Linked DNA regions of Homo sapiens: all the other regions are linked to region 1. Evidence: chromatin contacts called from ENCODE Hi-C or POLR2A ChIA-PET data. All regions are on one chromosome and are shown on one strand. The core of a region is the stretch at or near the end of the contact, and the rest is flanking DNA. Distances in the headings are between cores, read along the strand shown.

Region 1 (2,855 bases), core at 186-2,685:
ACTCTACCAGTGAGTTGTCTTCTCATTTTTCTGTTCCTTCAACCTCTCCCTCTCCACTAGCTGGTTTCCCTCACAGGACCAACACGCATGTGCAGTATTTGCTTCCACCTGAAAACAAAACAAAAGACTCTTTTATCCCACAATATTCTTTAGCCACTGCCCTGACCCTTTTTTCCTTCTGAGTTAAGCTCCTCGAAAGTATAATAATTTAGACTGGATACCTCCTTTAACTCACCTCCTATTCACTGAAACATGGATTCTGCCCTTATTGCTCCACAGAAACTGCTCTCCCTAAGGCCATTAATGAGCTTTTAAACACCAAATCTAAATGTCACTTTTCAATTACCGAATCTTTATCCTGATCCAAACCTTTTCTTTCTTATTTCATTTTGTTCCACAAGAAAACATTGGAAAATACGAAACTTTTTCTTGACTCCAGTATCCAAATCTGCTGGACTCCAAAACTCACACTCTTAACCATTATGCAGTACCACCTGTAGTTAACCATAAAGTTATCTGATTTCCTTTTCTATTTCAGCCAGTCAGTCACCAAATCCCAGTGAACAAATGATAAATTTCCTAAATGTCTCTGGAAGTGGTTTCCTATGGATGACTCCCAGACACCCAATTTAGAAACTTTATGATTATTCTGAAGTCTAACCTGGATTTACTCCTTAAAAACAAAGCTCAGAACATATCACAGGGAACAATCACCTCTCTTCAGTGACTCCCCTTTCTGGGGACATATTCAACACTACTTTAAAATCCACAGAATTCTCCAAGGCGGTGTGATGAGAAAGAGAGGCTGAGTGGTTTATTCACCGTCAGTCTAACATAGGGCTGGGAATACAAGGGAATCAACAGTCTACTATCTGTGGGGAAACGTCTTCTTGTTAGGTGTCTATAAATTATTTGTAAAGGTCGGTTTCTTCAGTTTGCACCCTGGCCTTAGTGACTTGTTTTCAAGTTTTAAATGGGGTTCTCTTTTGCAACTGTGAGAGCATTAAATAAATCAGCAACTATTAGCACCCAAGGAAGCTAACTAATCCTTGCCTACTGAAGGTCCGTGGTGCCGACCCTTCTTGGCTCCTACCAGACCCTTCCTTGGCGGTCCAAGGAAGCCAAGTCGTCAGTCCCCACAGACTCACCTCTTAGAGATTTCTCAACTACAAGGACTTAGGCAAGGTTTCCCTTTTGACTGGAAGGCTTGTAGAAACGTGACAACCCGCCTTCCCTAACACTCATGTCACAGCGGTAGCGGACCGTATTCTGGGACAAATGGAACTCACGACATTCCAAAGAAAGGTCAGCCGCAAGCGAACTTAGCACTGGCTACACCCTCCTCAATTCTGGTTGGCGAGATGCGCTCTTCCCGGAAGTGACGCACAAGTGCCGGCGGAAGGGGAAGTCCAGGAGCATGGGTGGTTTTTTTCCCCCTACCGAGGTCCGTGAGGTGTGTGCTAACCAAGGGGCGGCTCACAACCGTGACAGACTGCCATTCCTGAGTCTCTTCTGGCCATGGGCCCCCGGAGCCGTGAGCGTCGGGCAGGCGCGGTACAGAACACCAACGACAGCAGCGCCCTCAGCAAGCGTTCCCTGGCCGCGCGCGGGTACGTGCAGGACCCCTTTGCCGCGTTGCTGGTTCCGGGCGCGGCGCGCCGCGCACCGCTCATTCACCGAGGCTACTACGTCCGCGCACGCGCCGTGAGGCACTGCGTGCGCGCTTTTTTGGAGCAGATTGGCGCGCCCCAGGCCGCGCTTCGCGCGCAGATCTTGTCTCTCGGCGCTGGCTTCGACTCGCTCTATTTTCGCTTAAAAACCGCGGGCCGCCTGGCCCGGGCTGCAGTCTGGGAGGTGGATTTTCCGGACGTGGCGCGGCGCAAAGCAGAAAGGATTGGAGAGACGCCAGAGCTGTGCGCGTTAACCGGGCCTTTCGAGAGGGGGGAGCCCGCGTCCGCGCTGTGCTTTGAGAGCGCAGACTACTGCATCCTGGGTCTGGACTTGCGGCAGCTCCAGCGAGTGGAGGAGGCCCTGGGCGCCGCGGGGCTCGACGCAGCCTCACCCACTCTGCTCCTGGCCGAGGCGGTGCTGACCTACCTCGAGCCGGAGAGTGCCGCGGCCCTCATCGCCTGGGCAGCCCAGCGTTTTCCTAATGCCCTTTTCGTGGTCTATGAGCAGATGAGGCCTCAAGACGCCTTTGGCCAGTTCATGCTGCAACATTTTCGGCAGCTAAACTCCCCCCTGCATGGCCTGGAGCGTTTTCCTGACGTGGAGGCGCAGCGGCGCCGCTTCCTTCAAGCTGGCTGGACCGCCTGCGGTGCCGTGGACATGAATGAATTCTATCACTGCTTTCTTCCCGCAGAAGAACGCCGGCGGGTGGAAAATATTGAACCCTTTGACGAATTTGAGGAGTGGCATCTGAAGTGCGCCCATTATTTCATTCTGGCAGCTTCTAGGGGAGACACCCTCTCCCACACCCTAGTGTTTCCATCCTCAGAGGCATTTCCTCGCGTAAATCCTGCTTCGCCTTCAGGGGTATTCCCTGCCAGCGTAGTCAGTAGCGAGGGCCAGGTCCCAAACCTGAAGAGATATGGCCACGCCTCTGTCTTCTTGAGCCCAGACGTTATTCTCAGTGCAGGAGGATTTGGAGAGCAGGAGGGGCGGCACTGCCGAGTGAGCCAGTTTCACTTGCTCTCAAGAGATTGTGACTCTGAATGGAAAGGCAGCCAAATAGGCAGTTGTGGGACTGGAGTTCAGTGGGATGGACGCCTTTATCACACCATGACAAGACTCTCAGAGAGTCGGGTTCTGGTTCTGGGAGGGAGACTGTCCCCAGTAAGTCCAGCCTTGGGGGT
Region 2 (2,855 bases), core at 135-2,634, 1.1 Mb after region 1:
TTTTCACTTGATTATCAGAACAGCATTTGGTAAAGATGGGACAAGTATTCCTAATTTACATATGAAGAAACTGATATTGTGTAAAAATAAAATGACCAGGACCAGTTTTTTTGACTTCATATCACAGACTTACCCTTTTTCTTTTACATTTTTGCTTTAAACCCAAATGCTTAATTTTTTGACCTACGATGTTTTCCTAGGGGGAAATGACCAGATATAGATCATTCTTGCAGCCCAAACTTTGTTGTTTTTTAAGTCTTCAAGGGGAATACTAAGGTAACCGCAGACAGTACAGGTCCCAGGTCCTATAGGAGGAAAAGCCATGACACCTTCCTAAAGGAATATTAGGATGTAAGACACAGCTTTGGAAAGTTGAATTGGTAGGAATGTGGTCATCAAATTAAAAGGAGGCTTATTTCACTGACTTCCAAGAGTTAGTGAATCATCTCTTGCCTAAACTCTTGCTACTCAAAATGTGATCCAGGGACCAGCAACATCTGGGAGATTTTTGGTGCTCAACTGAGGGTCTTACTCTGGTCCTACTGAATCAAAAGAGGCATTTTAACAATGTCTCTAGGTGATTTGTATGCACGTTAAATTTGAAAAGCATTGGCCTCAAATGGTGGTTCTCAGGGTAATTTTGCCTCCCAGAGGACATACGGAAAAGAGACATTTTTATACCTCTGTGGGGAAGATAACTGGCATTTGGTGGGTGGAAGTTAGGGATGCTGTTAAACATCTTACATTGTACAGAACATGCCCCCTCCCCCAACAAGAAATTATCCTGTCCTAAATGCCGGTAGTGCTATCGCTGAACAACCCTAACCTAAAATGGTGGTTCTCAAGCTTTTAAGTGCATGGACTCACCTTGGGGTTTATTAAAACATAGGTTGCTGTTCCCTTCGAGTTTCAGATTCAGTAGAACTGGAATGGGCCTGAAACTTTGCATTTCTAACAAGTTCACAGGTGCTGCTGCTACTGCTGTTGTTGCTGGTCTAGAACCACTTTCAGAACCACTGGCCTAGAACAACCATGAAAGCATTAAGGTAAGGTGCTTGTACTAATTGGGATATAATGGTAATACTAAAGCTACCACTTACTGAGAGCTTAGTGGGTGTCAGGTGTTGCTAAGCGCTCACGACACTAGGTCACAGGTATTTACAAAAATTTTGCAGATTAGGAAAGTATGGCATCGAAATATTAAATTTTCTAAATCACAGCTAATTTCCTAATTGGTAGATCTCCGTCTGAGGTCGACGCCAAAGGCCGAGTTTTTAACCATCACGCCCACTGCCTAAAGCAGTTCTAAGATTAAGAGTTTGTTCCTTCTATGGTAAGCCCATGGCTACTCGGGATGGAGTAGCTATGGGTCCAGAGTGACGATGGCAACTCAGCAACAAAACAATTCATTTAGAGTGCACCGGGAGGAAGGGGCGGGACTTCGGCTGCGGAAGAGGCGGGCCTAACTAGCAGGAAGTCCGGGGTTGACGATGGCTGTGTTGTTGAAGGGCCTGTAGCCGGGGGGTTCCTGGCCGGATCCCGGTCTACCCTTAGCCCAGACTCGTTCCGGACCCCAGCCCGGCCCGGAACACTCTGGGCGAGACGGCGGTGGCAACTCTCCCCTTGCCGCCATGCACGACGCTTTCGAGCCAGTGCCGATCCTAGAAAAGCTGCCTCTGCAAATCGACTGTCTGGCTGCCTGGGGTGAGCCGAGGGGCCGCGGGGCCGAGGCGGAGTCAGCACAGGAGCGGTCCGGATCTTTTCTGAGGCCGGGGAAGTGGACAGGCGTCCATCCGTGTGGGCTTCGGTTGGATGCTACACGAGAGGGGCTTAGGATGAGAGAAGGCAGAGAGATGACCACCGGCTATAGACATCGATGTCTGTGGGGCTACTTGGGTGATCCCAGTGATCCAGTCATTTAGGGGAGTTCCCCTTGCTTTTGCTCTCTGTGCAGAGTGGGAGGATGAGCTTTCCTTTTTAGTTGTGCTCAGCTTTGGCCCATTTTGATTCCCACGAAGACTTCATTTTAGAGGGTCAAAGCAGTAAGAAGTTCTCAGCCTGCCAGGGGCTTGAAGTTGTCCAGATGTTTGTGTTGTTTTCTAGATGAAAGTCAACCCTGGTTTTGGGGGCATTGAACAAGTTAACACCATATGCTTTTTTTTCCCCTTAGTGATCATTCGTTCATTTCTCATTCCTGTAGGGAACTCATGTAGTTAGCTAACCTTTGAATCTAGCCAAGCGGTTGATTACCTTATATCCAAAGTGTCCAAGTTACCTAACTGTAGGCGGAAGAGTTTCCAGACTGTCTTGAAACCTAACCCATAAAAACTAGCATAGTCCTTTTGGGATTGACTAGTGCAGAAGGCCGGGACAGACATCTCTTGTGTGCTCTGAAATACAAATGAAGGTTTCAGGGATAACGGTGAACATTGTGCTCTTATCCGTGAGTGACTGGTTTGATACCAGCCGCCAAAGACCAAGGAAATCATTTCTAACTTTCCTCTTAATGTTTAGGTCCTAGAAATCAAGGACCATAAAAAGATGATTCAGATCCCTTAATCAGATCTTATACTGAGCTAGATAGGTAACCATGATGGGCCTTATGGAATCTTGGTGGTGTCTGATACCATGTGCGTCAGCTGTTCACAGTGTCACCGAGTCATCCTTGCAGAGTTCTTGATGACTTCTTCTGTAGGGTTCTTTCACGAAGAATTTTCATGTTAATGTGCACCCTTCCTCCTTTAGCAGCTCTGGGTCTCTTTAAAATCATACCTCCACAGTAAGCAGTTCTAGTCCTTTGGGTTAAGAGGAGAATCCTACTTCCTCCAGACATCTCAAGAAAACCAATTTCTGTC
Region 3 (2,855 bases), core at 242-2,741, 1.1 Mb before region 1:
ATCGTGCAAACAATAGTGAAATTCTCTAAACTGGACCTATCCAGAACTGAAAACCTGAGTTATAAATATCAACTGATATTCAATGTGAACAGTTTTTAAAATTTTAATTTGATTAGTGAAAACAAAAAAACCTACAAAGATCCCAAATTCAACATGATTAATAAATTCCGAAAACACCAACAGCCTCCTTATTACTTCTCTTTATGAACAATTGGTCTGCAATGTAATTTAAAAAAAAGGAAAGAAAAAGTAAAGAAATATAGTAAAACTAGCTTTAACACGCCATTTCCCTTTTCTAAGAATAAAAAATGGACCAGGAACGAAAATTTAAAACTGGGCGAAGAATGGGGAGACAAAGCAATCTACAATTTGAAAATTACACAGATAAATCCATCATTTCAAGTCACTAATTTGTATACCCACTGAAGAAATTCATCTTGGTACTGCGTTACCAGCATTAGGAAGATAAATCCCTGCCTCGGAGGAACATCTACTGAGTACGTTTCATTTCAGGATCTCAGGTAAGTTTACGAGCTCTTAGATCTCTTTAGGTTTCCCTAAGGTACGCTGAAGTGTTTAACATCATTCACACATCCAGCCACCACTAGGGTGAGAAGTAAATAAACAAGATTTACTTATGCAATTATTTACCACAGAACTCTGGTCAAGAATGCAAAAGTAAACACCCATACAGACATTTAAAATCCAAAGAAAGCAGAGAATATTAAGGATAATAAGGTTCACTCTTTAACTGACCACTGTGGAAACCAGACGCCTTCCACATGGACTGTTCTTTACTACCACTCCCGATTTGAAAAAGTAACAATGTCAACTCGAGATTTTAACAGTACAAAAGATAAACAGAACTTAGTCAAATCCCTTCTTCCAGATTCTGAAAAGGTGTTTATAAGAACTGAGATAAGAGCAACGCCCCCCTAAAAGCACCCTACTCCAAAGAATGAAATGCTGAAAACATGAGGTGGGCCAAAAAGGTTAAAAAAAGCTAAACTTCTAACTTAATTACCCAGAGGTTGGGGACTAGGAACTTGAGATCGGAGTGGGGGTGGGTAGCAAAGTGAAATCTAACCCCAGAAATCACAACGCAGGCCGCAACCTAAGAGGTGAAGCTGGCGGGAAGTGAGCTCCCTTTCTGTTCCCAGGGGAAAGTCCAGACAGGAGCGGCTCCGCACAGTGGACGTACGAGGCGCCAAAGAGTGCATGCCTACCAAGGCGCCAGAGCCGCTGGAGGACCAGGTTTAGAAGGGGAGGAGATCCCGGCAGACGGCCCTGGAAGAGGAGGAGGACTGAGATTGGAAGCAGCGGCGGCGTCTGGACGAAGGGGATTACCTAACTGTGACGACAGAGAAGTGTCCTCAGGCTCCGGCGATGGTCCCGACTGCGCAATGTGTGGTGTCTTTCCCGCTTACCCCGCAGCAGCAACAGAACCAGCTCCTTCAGCCAGTCGCCATTTCCCGCCTACCGACCTGCTGCACCGCACGGACAGGGACCCGGATGGAAAGCGGCCTCTCCGCGCAGGCGCCCTGACTTCCTCCTCCCCCTCCCGCCACAATTCCGCGAGGTGGGAGGGAAGGAATGCGGGCAGCCACAACGGCAACAACAACCAAAAAAACACTTTTACTTCCGTGAAGAGCGTTGAAGTTCCTTACGCCGGAAGAAACTCTCTAGTCTGAATCCTGGAGAAAAACTGAACACAAGGCCTTAGTACTGGGTCGATTAAGAAAGGACAAAACCTATCAGGATGAGCAAGGGCCTGGGGGATATTTGTACATTAGGGGCCTCCGTAGCCGGCTGTGTAGTGGTCGCAGGGGGAGTAGGGAGTAAAGCGTTAGGAGTGGAGAGGCGGGGACCCGAAGGACGGTTTTTCCTCCCGCTCCTAACGGAACTGCTTGGGCAGAGCTGGGAGGGGGAGCGCGCCCTTGCCCCGGAGGCGGGGCTTAGGAACGCGTAGTGCACCCTGGCGGCTAGGGTTTAGTAACTGTGGGCGCGCTGGGTAGGTGGAGCTGAGGGGATAAGGCGGGACTAACGGCTTGGCGCGCTGGAGGAGGTAGTTCGTAGGGAGAGCTGCCTGAGGCCGGGAGAAAGCGAATCTGGCGCCTTTCCTGGGATTTCGGTGGCCCTTGAAGGTTCCCTTTCCAGCTCATTGCCTAGAGGGCGTAGCAGTCGCTTTTGGATCATAAATATTCATGCCCTTCGACTCAACCCTATGTTGGCGGTGATTCTGCAGGTTGAAAACTCGGATCTTTCAGGCCAGTGGGCTCCCACCTGCGACCCTAGGTCAAAGGACGGTCAGCTCCACAGAGTGAAAATGTATCAGTCCAGAGAATCCAGTTCTAGTGGGGTATCGGAAAACCAAGCCTAGTGTTTGGAAGAACATTTTTCACTGAAACTCCAAGCCACTCTCCTTATTCAATCAAGAAATATTTATTGAAAAAATAACTAGGTGCGACGGGTAAAACAGTGAGCCAGGCAGACACGGATACTGCCTTCCCCAAAGGTAATGATTTTTTTTTTTTTTCGAGACGGAGTCTTCACTCTGTCGCCCAGGATGGAGTGCAGTGGCGCGATCTCGGCTCAAACCTCCACCTCCCGGGTTCAAGCGATTCTTCTGCCTCAGCCCCCCGAGAAGCTGGGATTACAGGCGCGCGCCACCACGACCGGCTAATTTTTGTATTTTTAGTAGAGACGGGGTTTCACCACGTTGGTCAGGCTGGTCTCGTACTCCTGACCTCGTGATCCGCCCGCTTCGGCCTCCCAAAGTGCTGGTATTACAGGCGTGAGCCACCGCGCCCGGCCAAAGATCATAATCTATTGAAGAAGACACCCAAGTAAACAGA

The links. Hi-C counts contacts between places; a loop is a spot of excess contacts on that map. ChIA-PET counts read pairs that join two places held with the same protein, here RNA polymerase II (POLR2A). Pooled maps may share reads with other maps.
Region 2: a loop to region 1 is called in a pooled map, with 8 times the contacts of the local background. The contact joins the promoter of VPS39-DT here to the promoter of LCMT2 in region 1. A Hi-C loop is called at or near these places in 5 of 50 pooled maps.
Region 3: a pooled map shows a loop between it and region 1 (17-fold over the local background). The contact joins the promoter of CTDSPL2 here to the promoter of LCMT2 in region 1. A Hi-C loop is called at or near these places in 1 of 37 single-sample maps with no recorded cell type and 7 of 50 pooled maps. POLR2A ChIA-PET finds 5 or more read pairs at or near these places in 1 of 52 experiments (A673).

What each region holds. Positions count from the first base shown.
Region 1 is chr15:43,329,153-43,332,007 of GRCh38, reverse strand. LCMT2 (leucine carboxyl methyltransferase 2) reads left to right here and starts at 1,435. Exons shown (of 1, transcript NM_014793.5): 1 at 1,435-2,855. The coding sequence starts at 1,519. MAPDA (N6-Methyl-AMP deaminase) reads right to left here and starts at 1,336. Exons shown (of 13, transcript NM_001324366.2): 1 at 1,149-1,336; 2 at 8-108. RefSeq lists enhancers at 1,295-1,344, 577-1,527.
Region 2 is chr15:42,206,930-42,209,784 of GRCh38, reverse strand. It overlaps VPS39-DT (VPS39 divergent transcript), which reads right to left and starts at 1,384. Exons shown (of 3, transcript XR_932181.3): 1 at 1,101-1,384; 2 at 868-1,021. It overlaps VPS39 (VPS39 subunit of HOPS complex), which reads left to right and starts at 1,481. Exons shown (of 25, transcript NM_015289.5): 1 at 1,481-1,704. The coding sequence starts at 1,632.
Region 3 is chr15:44,426,265-44,429,119 of GRCh38, reverse strand. It overlaps CTDSPL2 (CTD small phosphatase like 2), which reads right to left and starts at 1,491. Exons shown (of 13, transcript NM_016396.3): 1 at 1,348-1,491. LOC124903479 (a long non-coding RNA gene) reads right to left here. Exons shown (of 3, transcript XR_007064605.1): 3 at 2,803-2,826. RefSeq lists enhancers at 767-1,373, 1,438-1,817, 1,374-1,981, 2,098-2,327, 1,982-2,589.